Regions from separate parts of the Homo sapiens genome. Here region 2 is linked to region 1. Evidence: chromatin contacts called from ENCODE Hi-C or POLR2A ChIA-PET data. All regions are on one chromosome and are shown on one strand. The core of a region is the stretch at or near the end of the contact, and the rest is flanking DNA. Distances in the headings are between cores, read along the strand shown. Region 1 overlaps LYRM4 (LYR motif containing 4). Region 2 overlaps FARS2 (phenylalanyl-tRNA synthetase 2, mitochondrial).

Evidence for each region. Hi-C counts contacts between places; a loop is a spot of excess contacts on that map. ChIA-PET counts read pairs that join two places held with the same protein, here RNA polymerase II (POLR2A). Pooled maps may share reads with other maps.
Region 2: a map with no recorded cell type shows a loop between it and region 1 (8-fold over the local background). The contact joins two enhancer-like sites. A Hi-C loop is called at or near these places in 10 of 37 single-sample maps with no recorded cell type and 11 of 50 pooled maps. POLR2A ChIA-PET finds 5 or more read pairs at or near these places in 5 of 52 experiments (WTC11, activated CD4-positive, alpha-beta T cell, activated CD4-positive, alpha-beta memory T cell and 1 more).

What each region holds. Positions count from the first base shown.
Region 1 is chr6:5,172,440-5,177,928 of GRCh38, forward strand. The region is part of intron 2 of LYRM4 (LYR motif containing 4); the gene reads right to left. All of the region lies in intron 3 of LYRM4-AS1 (LYRM4 antisense RNA 1), which reads left to right. Among named protein-coding and RNA genes, the nearest start is that of MIR3691, 27 kb to the left of the region's middle. Within about 2 kb of position 2,517, at least 9 of the 41 ENCODE cell types and tissues checked have a DNase peak (open chromatin) inside an H3K27ac peak, as active enhancers do.
Region 2 is chr6:5,299,352-5,304,735 of GRCh38, forward strand. The region is part of intron 1 of FARS2 (phenylalanyl-tRNA synthetase 2, mitochondrial); the gene reads left to right. Among named protein-coding and RNA genes, the nearest start is that of FARS2, 41 kb to the left of the region's middle. RefSeq lists enhancers at 2,876-2,935, 2,885-3,179. Within about 2 kb of position 3,285, at least 4 of the 41 ENCODE cell types and tissues checked have a DNase peak (open chromatin) inside an H3K27ac peak, as active enhancers do.

The sequences.
Region 1 (5,489 bases), core at 1,267-3,766:
CCTTCCTTTTGCTTTGATGCTAGCGTCACTAAGCTGCCCCGACCCTACCCTGCTTTGAAATGTGAGATGCCCTAAGGAAAGCTCTCCTCCCAGGGACTGAGCATCTCGTGTTCTCACATCCTGGACCTGTGGGGCTGAAAGTTCCTCTCTGCAAAGGGAGGACCACACAAATGACTGCACCTGGTCCAAAGGGCTCCCCAGCATCTCACAGACACTGTTTTGTTTATCACACAGACAGAAACACGCACCAAAAATCATTCTCATGCTCACAAAGTCAAAACCCTGATGTTTGCATTAATTCTAAAGAGACACGTTAAGGCACTTGAGAGACTAAAATTATTCCTTGATGATTTTCAGAAATACTAATTTTATTCCTTCCTTTCTCCCCCAAAATACTAATAAAGCAATATGGCATTATTTCAGTGACCTATAGGGCTAGCAGCCAGTTACATTCTACTCTTTCACATTAGATGATAAAAACAACCTCCCCAAATGATCTGGAGTCAAGCTGAAGAGCAGCTTCTTCACTGCCAATAAATCCATTTTCTAATTATTCAGAAAGACAGGTTTGTCTTTGGCCCTGACTGCATTAAAAATACCGGAAGTATCATTGCTTTAATGTGCATTATAGAAACATGACTCCCCAAGTGAATCTGATCCATTAATAACATCTCTTTAACTGCTAATGACTTCTGCAGACATGTAATAGAATATTTTATGGCTGTTTTCAACCATCTGTCCTTCTTTCTTTCAATATGAATTTGCCAGAGATGTAATGAAATTTCCTGTCCTCTGTGCCATTACATGTTTGTTAATACCAACACACCAATCAGACACATCAACGCTGTTATGCTCACTATACATGGAGCTATGCTCTGAGCACTGCTCAAGGAATGAGAACCTTCTGTCTCCAATATTCTCTTAGGCTACCCTTGAGCTAGCCCAAGTTTCTAACCTCTGTATGAGCACATTCATGTATGTTCTCGAGATTTGTAGGGCTAATGAATCACGAAGTCTGAATCAGTCATACAATAAGAGTTCTAAGAACAAATACCTGCATTAAAGATGCCACACTTTAAAAAGTTAAACATGATGTGTAAAATTACAATCCTTTTCTTTTCTATGAATGATATCCTACATTAACACATTTGAAATTCAACTAAATTATGCTTTTGAACAGTTAATGAGTACCCCAGTGATCAATATTTCATATTTTCAACTTTTTTCATTTACAAATTCTTTGATTGAGTACTATATGCTAATCACCTTTCATAAAACAGTCCATTGCTCTGAGTGTACGGCTCATGTTTAAATATGTATGCAGAAGAGAAATCCATTTGATAAAAAGATATGTCCTGAATTAATGCGGTGGGTTTTAAAATATAGCCGTAACCTGCTTTAAGGCAGGTTAGACATAGAGTTGCTTTCAATAGGAAGCTGTGCTGGAGACAACAGGCAGATTCCTGGCAGTATGGGTTGCTGTGGTATGAAAAGATCTGTGAAGTGACACTGGAAACTATAGACTGGGGGGCTTTGTTTCGAGGCCTGGGGTAAATGCAGGTCCAAGGAGGAAGCTTCCATTTTGTCCTGAGCCCCAGGATTCTGTGAGAACTGCAACCCAGTGTGCAAAGTGCAGAAAGCTGCCTCCTCTTCGCTCTCTCAGTTCTCTTTTGTTGTCAGACCTGATGTTTTCCTTAGTAGATTCTCTGGAAACATTCTCTGTTTTTTTTTAAGTTAGGGCAAAGAAAAAATAAAGAGTCTTTCACAATCAGCTGTTGGTGTTTAGAGCTTACAACGCATTTTGCAGTGAATGCTCTACAGAGTATCAAAAAATTCATTAAAATTTCACCTGCACAGAGAAAACACAACTAATTTTACCCCTACAGGGCATCAGCTGTGTTACTAAGGACAGTGTCACCTTTAAAGTCAATTCCTGTGGTTGAAATGAGGACTATATGCATCTGTCCTGCTTCCGGCTCCAACCAGAAGTGGTAATGAGGAGAGACAGACGGATGCACAATGATAGTCTTCACAAAAGCTCGAGTTTCAAAATGAAAGGGGAGAGTACTCAGCGCGTCGCATCCTGTTTGGTGTCACTAGGACCTTTCTTCTCAGAGGAAGGAGGCTATTTATAAACTTAATGGTTACTTCAAGGAGGGCAGGCAGAAAAATAAATCTTTAGCTTCAGATTTCTTAAATCTTCTCTTGGTCACTGTTTATTTTGTCTAATTTTCTATAACTTTTATTTAGTCTTTACACTTATAATTGGTAACTGGAAGGTCCCCAATACTAAATTAAGGTGTGTATATATAAACATATATTATCCCCCCTCTCTTTTGAACAGATGTTGTCATGCTTAGGACAAGTTTAAATTCTAACAAACGTCGAGAAAGGCTGAGAATATAAAAGATAAGCAAGGCTTAACGTCAAAATTGAAGCTCTCTTTCAGTTTTATACAGCTAATCATTAAAGTTCTGCTCCTCAGCCAATTCAGCTTAGACACATCACACACGTAATTAATGCACAAAATGCTGCCATTCATGTGCAGATGAAGGAAGGATGCGGTCTATTTATTGAGCGCCTAGATTCTCAGTTACAAGAATTCTTTGCAAATATGATTTAAAGTAAGTAGTATTTAAAGAAGCAATGGCATTCCAGACCCCAATGTGGAAATTTCTGGGGATAAACATAAATGTGCAATCTTAAATAATGCCTTGTTTTATGAGTTCTGGGTCTTTCAAAGAGGGGCTCAGAGCCAGTGCATAGACAAGAGCATAAACCCAGATCTCATGGTATGCTTTTAAAACATTATGAAGCAATATTTCAATATCTAATTTCACATTAAAATGGGAAATCTGGAAACACAAGGACTTCATTCCCACCTCCGTTTGGAACAGCTGTCCTTTAAAACGTAGAGGCCTTCTAGTCAGCCACAGCGCCCTCCACTGGCACTTCTACACATGCCAGCCTCATCCTTCACTTTCCTGCTCGACCTGTGGATTCAAGAGGGAATAGGACACAGGTGGAGTTCTAGGCCCTTATCCTTGAACTGGATTGAGGAAGGGATGGGAGAGGAGAATTAAAGAAGAAAATCAGGAAAAACCATTTCCTGAGGTTTCCAGGATAAAGGGCCAGTGGAATACTAAGGAGAGGGGGCCTGTGGTGGTTTTAAAACAGGGTCACACATTTTGTGACACCCCTGCCATTGAGAATCGGGGGTCTATGTTCCCACACTTTGAATCTGAGCCTGTGACTCCTTTGACCAAAAAAATATGGCAGAAATGAAACTACATATTTCCAAGGCTGTTTCACAAAAGGCCACACAGCTCTGCTCTGTCCTCCAGAACACTCTCCTCTGCAGTTCTGCCCACCAAGTAGGAAGTCGCACTGCTCTGAGGCTACCACGATGTGAGGAAGCCCCGGCCACACAGACATTCTGCTCTACAGCTGCTGCTGATCCTGGCCTAGGCACCAGACCTGTCTCCGGGTGATTCCAAACCCCAGCCATTTGAGTACACCCAGTGTTACAGTCTTCCCAGCTATGGCTGATAGCATGTGCACTATCAGCATTCCCGGCCCAGATAATCTGTGAGTTATAACAAAAATGGTGGTTGTATTACGCTATTAATTTTTTTTTTTTTTTGAGACAGAGTCTCGCTCTATTGCCCAGGCTGGAGTGCAGTGGCGTGATCTCAGCTCACTGTAACCTCTGCCTCCCGGGTTCAAACTATACTTCTGCCTCAGCCTCCCAAGTGGCTGGGACTACAAGCATGTGCCACCATGCCTGGCTAATTTTTGTATTTTTAGTAGAGATGGGGTTTCACCATATTAGCCAGGCTGGTCTTGAACTCCTGACCTCATGATCCACCCGCCTCAGCCTCCCAAAGTGCTGGGATTACAGGCATGAGCCACCGTGCCTGGCCTACGCTATTAAATTTTAAGGTGGTAGAAACAGATTGTTGGTATACTAAGGCCTACGGAATACTAAGAAATTATCTGAAATGGCTTCTTTGGTGCTACCAGTGATACTGTCTGTTAGCCTTTGCTGGGTTCTAAGCTTTACCTGAGATAATCAAATTGAGTACTCACCTGTCTGCTGTCCGTTCCTCCCCTCCTCAGGAACCAATGGGAAGGAGGTTTCCTGGGCAGTTTTCATAGACTGCACCCTGATGAGCAGTGTGGTTTAGAAATAAGTCTTGGCTGTTACTGAGGCCTGAAGCACTGAAGGAAGTGTGCTTATGTTATGATCTGACAGAGTTACCTTTGAAAATGAAGTTTCGGTCTTCATCTTGAACACAAGGATAATGACAGCTGATTATCTGTTTCTTTCACAGTGGTTAAAAGTTTTGGTGAATGTGTATCTCAGATTTCTAAAAGTGTGAGTATATAATTTCATCTACAATGGCATGAGGCAGAAGTATAAGTTCTGAAAGCTCCTGTACATTTCCCCAAGCTTCCCATCACATAATTACAAATGAGTAGTGTTGTCCACAGGAAGATACTTGTTTTAATACTCCAAATAACTTATTTCAGTAGCACACATTTTGATTAGGATTGTTGACTGTTTGAAAATATCTCAATAGATCCCCTACTGTGTAAATGTCATACATGTGCACAAAACTTGAGAATGCCAATAGGAAGGGAAAATATGGAAAAGTGCGAATACAGTTGCACCATCGACAGCTGCCAGAGGACTCTCAAGGCCTCCTGTGTCTTCCCCGTGTGTTTAAAAGAACTCTGCTCTTAACAGGTGTGACCACTGCTGAAATCACAGGTGAGCGTAGAAGATTCTCTGCTACTTAATATCTTCTTAAGGCTGTCCTCAAATGCCACAGTCCTCTTACAGACTGAACAAAGAAGTTTTCCTAGTAATGCAGTAACAGTTAGGGATAAGCATGTCCTTGGAGGAGTACTGCACCCAAACATTTTAATCGCTTGGAACTCAGTCATCTGACTGGAAAGCCTACCCAGCTCTCCGGGATGACCCCTTCCTAGGCACTGCCTGCCTCTCTAGGGGGCACCATTCAGTGAGACACAAGCTCTTGGTGTCAACACAATGATCATTCAGGTGACCATTGTTGAATTGACCTCTAGACCCAGTCTCCCACGTTGCCTTGTTAGGACATGCTGTTTCTGTCCTGCCGCTCTGGCTTGAGGAATCTTTCATTTATGTATTTTCTTTAATCCTTTTAGCTACAGCTGTCAAATGTATCCTTACGGCACCAGGTTATTTCCGTGACTAATAAAAAAATCCAACTAGAGTCACAAGATGCTGTGACTTGTTATCTTCTCTGAAGAGTTTGAGGGGCTCGAGGACAAGTTATCACACATAGCAGTGTCTGTTTCATACTCTTACAAACAGGTCAGATGCATTTATACAGGGATGAGAAGTGATTCTCAGGAAATAAAGATTTCTTTCCAAGAACATACTAGGCCTCACGCGCTCCTCAACACTGCCAACTTGGGGGATAATGCATTCTGGGGATGAC
Region 2 (5,384 bases), core at 2,035-4,534, 130 kb after region 1:
TGAACCATACAGTCAATCTGAGGGTTTTTTGGTTTCAAGGAATGCTTTGTCTGAGCCCCTTCTGGGCCCCTGGGATTTGTTTAAAATTACAGAGCTGTATCGGTATAATCTTTTCTTCTATAACAGCAATGGCTGTCTTGGACTGTGGCTTTAAGCTTATTCGGTTGAAAGTTCATCAAAGTTTGGAGATGACACTTGGGGTTCAGGGGAAACAAGTATTCTCTTGGCCTTGCTTTTGTTTAAAAGATGAGTTTAGATGTGCCATGTTGGTTTGCTGCACTCATCAACTCGTCATTTACATTGTGTATGTCTCCTAATGCTATCCCTCCCCCAGCCCCCCACCCTCCAAGAAGCCCTGTTGTGTGATGTTCCCCACCCTGTATCCAAGTGATCTCATTGTTCATTTCCCACCTATGAGTGAGAACATGCGGTGTTTGGTTTTCTGTCCTTGTGATAGTTTGCTGAGAATGATGGTTTCCAGCTAAAGGACATGAACTCATCCTTTTTGCTAGTTTTCCAGTTTACAGATTATAGGACTTCTCAGTCTCGATAGTCACATAAGCCAATTTCCATAATAAATTCCTTTATCTATTAAAAAAAGATTAGATATAAAATTTTAAATATTTGCCTTTTTTATTTATATATGAGAGCTCTGTCAGTAGTTGGAGCAGAAAGTTTAGATGTCAAATTTAAAAATGTTTTCATTTTTTGTTTTTTATTTACCTATGATTTTATTTATCTATGAGGACTCTGTGAGTAGTTAGAGAAAGGATGTAGGATCCCTGGTAGATTTCCTGCTGTGTATCTCTTAGAGCCCTCACTGAGGGCAGAAAATGATTGGATTACTCTGGTGGTTGAGGACAAGAACTTCTTACCTGCTCCAAAACCTTTTTTGATATAGGTAGAACAGAGACATATGTGTCTCTGTGTGTACATGTAAGTATATATAACATAAGCATGTCCAAATGTTATGTCTGTTTATAGTCATACACAGCTGCTGATTCAGAGTGACATAGTGGAAATTCTTCCTGACCTTTGACTTGGAAGGGACATCTGATGGTGATCCTTATTTTGTTTTTTTTCAAAGAGAAGCACATTTGGGTTTGATATGGCATTCACATTTAGATAATTTCATGACGGTTGTGGGGACTGGGAATGTAGCTCTCTTCTCACTTTTATGCAGATTTTTCCCCTTAGTTAATTACTGAGGTGACAGGTGTCTGTGTGGAGATGGTGGGTGGGGCAGGGGACACTGTTGGATGAGAGAGACAGATTGCTTAGATAACAGTCATGGGCATCTGGTCATTTCCTTTTTCTTTCTTTCTTTCTTTTTTTTTGAGACAGGGTCTTGCTCTGTTGCCTAGGCTGGAGTGCAGTGATGCCATCATAGCTTAGTGCAGCCTTCATCTCCCAGGCTCAAGCTACCCTTCTGCCTCAGCCTCCCAAGTTGCTGGGACTATAGTCATGTGCTACTTATACCTGGCTAATTTTTTTTATTTAAAAAATTTTTTTTTGTAGAGATGGGGTCTTGCCATGTTGTAAACATGGGGTCTTGCTGTGTTTTGTAGAGATGGGGTCTTGCCATGTTGCCCAGGCTGGTCTCAATCTGCCTGCCTTGGCTTCCCAAAGTGTTGGGATTACAGGCGTGAGTCACCATGCCCAGCCACATCTGGTTATTTCTGAAGTCCTAGAAAATGAAGGCTGTGCTTACTGGGGGTGGGAGGGAGTGTTTGGGGGGCTCTTGGATCAATTGGTATGATTTTTTTCTAGTCTGTAGTCTTTTATTTTTCTTCTCTATAATTATTATTCTCTGGTTGTTGACCTCCAGGGTCTGGTTAGTTACCTATGTCACTAAGAAAAAGGTCAAGGGTTATAGAAATGAGGCACTTACTTTTCTGATGCCTTAACTTAGTTTGCAACATCCTGGGAGTTTGAAATAAGATGGTAGCAAAGTTTGGGCATAGTGGCATGCACCTGTAGTCCCAGCTGCTTGGGAGCCTGAGGCAGGAGGATCCTTTGAGCCTAGGAGTTTGAGGCTGCAGTGAGCTGTGATCGTGCCACTGTACTGTAGCCTGGGTGATAGAATGAGACCCTGTCTCTAAAAGAACAAAGAAGATGGCAGCAAAGTAACGGCAAGTTCTCTTTCAAAGCCTAGCCCACTGTTTTGCAGAAGGTGTTCTGCCAGCCCCATTCTTATCTCCAACCCACCTACCCCATCTCCTGGATCAAAGCCAAAATCATTTCTAAGGGAAGCAATTGTGAAATCATTCCCTTCTATCAAGAGCAGTTTGCATTGTCTCCATGCAGAAAGTGTGCAGTTTAATATATTAGGGTGGGTTGCGGAGTGGCAACTAATATCAAACAATTTTTTTTTAAACTAACATTCTAGTTTTATTGAAAATGAGTCCAGCCTGCTGGGTGACAGAGTAAGATGCTATCTCACACACACATACACACACACACACACACACACACACACACACACACACACACACAAAGAAAATGGGGCTAAATTGGTGGACCCCACACAAGTAAGGGTTATGTCAGATGATTTTGGTGAACCATCCTTCATGTTGGGAATTCACTCAATAAAACAGATTAAGAAGACTTGGTCCCTACCCTCTTAAGAACTTACAAGGAGCTCCTTATGTTGTTGGTCATTTATCTTCTTAGCCATGCACTTTTCCAGTTACCAGTCATGCCCACCTACCCTCTTTGTCACTTACAGACTCCAGGTGACAGTCTTCCCACATATTGGAACACTTCTACTTCAGAACTTTCCTCTAGAGCTCTGCTCCCCTAAGTTTGGTCCTAGGAACAGCAGAATCTCAGGCGCCATCCAAACCTGTGTTGTTGTGTTGTTTAACAAGACCTCTAGGTGACTTCTGTCTGCAAAACATGTTAAGATTCAGATTTTATTTCAGTAGGGCTTGGTGGGGACTGAGATTCTAACAGGCTTCCAGGCAGTGCCCATGTCGGTCTGTGCACCACGTGGTAGATAGCAAGGCTTTGCTGTCCAGAGAGATTACATCTCCCTTGTGTCAGAGAGTCGCAAAGCTGCTTGGGTTATCGGATGACATGGGATGACATAGGCTAATCAAGTACCTCTGGCCTTGGGGAGTTGAAGTTAAAAAAAAATGTGCCTGGTTATTATGTGCTAGCACAGTTCTCAGAGCTTTACTTGCACACTGAATCCTCTCCTCAATCTTAGGAGGTGGACACTATTACTATCTTTTACAGATGGGGAGATGAGGCACAGAGAAGTTAAGTAGCTTGAGCAAAGTCACATGAACTAATGAGTGAAAGAGCAGGGCTGTGAACCAGGCAGTGTGGCTTCGGTACCAAGGTATGAAATTACTGTGCACTTCCTGACTGTGTGGGGGGCTATAACTGTTGGCAGGGAGAGTCGGCTCACGGTGCAGAAATGAGAGTGTTTTGGTTTGGGCAGTGGAGTGGTTCCAGAAGGCACGCTGAGTTCAGGACTGAGATCAGCATAAGGAGGGCTGAGCAACAGAGAGCGGGACTGTGTGGTTCATGTTCGATGGACAGGGTTAGTGGAGGAAGAAGACACACAGGGTGCCAGCTGCTGAGGAACGAGAGTAAATATAGCAAACTTTTATTAAGCATTCATAAGTGTCAGATACTGGGGTTTACATTTGTTGTTTCATTTGACCCTTATAATGATCCTGTGGTGCAGGTACAAATCTTTTAGAGAAGGAAACCGAAGTTCAAGAGAGTAATTCTCCCAAGATCATACAGGGAGAAGAGTAGCTTAACTTGAATTTTAAGTCAGTGCCGTCTGATTTCACAACCTGTATGTGAAGCTTCTTTGCCCTGCTGCTTCCCTGGCAGGGACTCAGTGGGGAAGTGAAGGTATAGAGGAGAGAAAAGAACTTGAGCATTGACACTAGGGTATAAAGAGGTGCCTGGACATAGAGATGAAGGGCAAGAATGCAAGAGCAGCACCTGGGACTGACTGGTTGAAGCTGGACTGGAGATCTCTGAGATTTTCCTGAGTGGGACTGGTGCCTGGACTGGCACAGGGCTGAAGCTGCACGTGGGGCTAAATGGCCCCAAGGTGAAGTCGGTTGCCATCTGCTGGTTGAGGCTTGTTAGGGCTGAGCGCACACCTTTACCTCCTGTGTCTTCATCCTTGTGTCAGCTCGGGAGAGCCGCTCCTGCCCTCCCTCTGAGCCTGCCCTCCCCACGACTCTGTTTCTTAGACAAATGTGTTTGCGGCCACGCTGGCTGCTCCCCAAGCCCCCTGCTTCTCTGAAAGTGAAAAGTTGCTTCTGCTTGCCTTCCTCCATCTTTGTGATTATTGCATTTCTTGCCACAGACATTTCTCATTGCTCCCAATGTGAAAATCTGGGCTTGTGACTTTAACCAAATGATTGTACAGCCCCATGTGACCTCAAATAAATTTTTTAAATGGATAACTAAGCTGACAGTATGTGAAGTGCGCCCGGGGAATTCTCTGCCTCGGGATGCTCGTAATGAGGGGAATTGACTGGGGTTAGCAGATGGACACTGCTCATTTTTTGGCAATCATTGACCAAGTACGCAACACCTCCAGGTGGCTCTCCGTGGACTGCTCTGTGTGGCTCAGCCCATGATGCCTGTGCGTCCGTAGAATGCTAATGGTCCCTCTTCCTCCCTGAGTAACATAGCAGGCTGCATGGTCTGGTGTGGCTCTGTATCCTTGAGATCAAAGCATGCATATCATTTTTAAATAAAAGATTATCTTTTAATTATAGAGGCATCATAGCAGTATTACAAAAAGCTTAGAAATAAAGAAGGGAAAGCACCCACATTTACCACCCTAAAACATGGTAATCAGTTTTTAAACAATTGTTCAGTGGCTTTTCATAGTTGTATCAGTTGTTTTGTATGTGCGTTTCCCCTTATCACTGTATAATCCCCATAGTTACCATTTGAATGGCTGTATCATATTCTGTTGTGATGCCACATCATTAATTATTTAACTCTGTTGTTGACATGTGCGTTACTTCCAACTTTTTACAGTTACTAATAACAGTTAAAGGTATACATTTGTACATGTAGCTATTTTCATATTTTGAATTAGTCTCTTATGATAGAGTCTCAGACATGGCATTACTGGGTCAAAGAGTATGAACATTTTTATGGCTTCTAAAACGTATTGGCAGATTGCTTTCCAGAAGAGTGGAGGCAATTCACAATGCCACCACAAAGGCATTCGTTTCCCAGATGGCCAACTTGGTTAGGGATGCAGCCTCTCACAGTACATGAGAAGCTGTGTTTATGTTTGTGTTTGTGTTTGTGTGTGTAAAAAACTTGTTGGCGCGTTTGTGTATTGATTTAAGCCCAGGGACACCATGCATTGCCTTTGTTAATAGGAATGT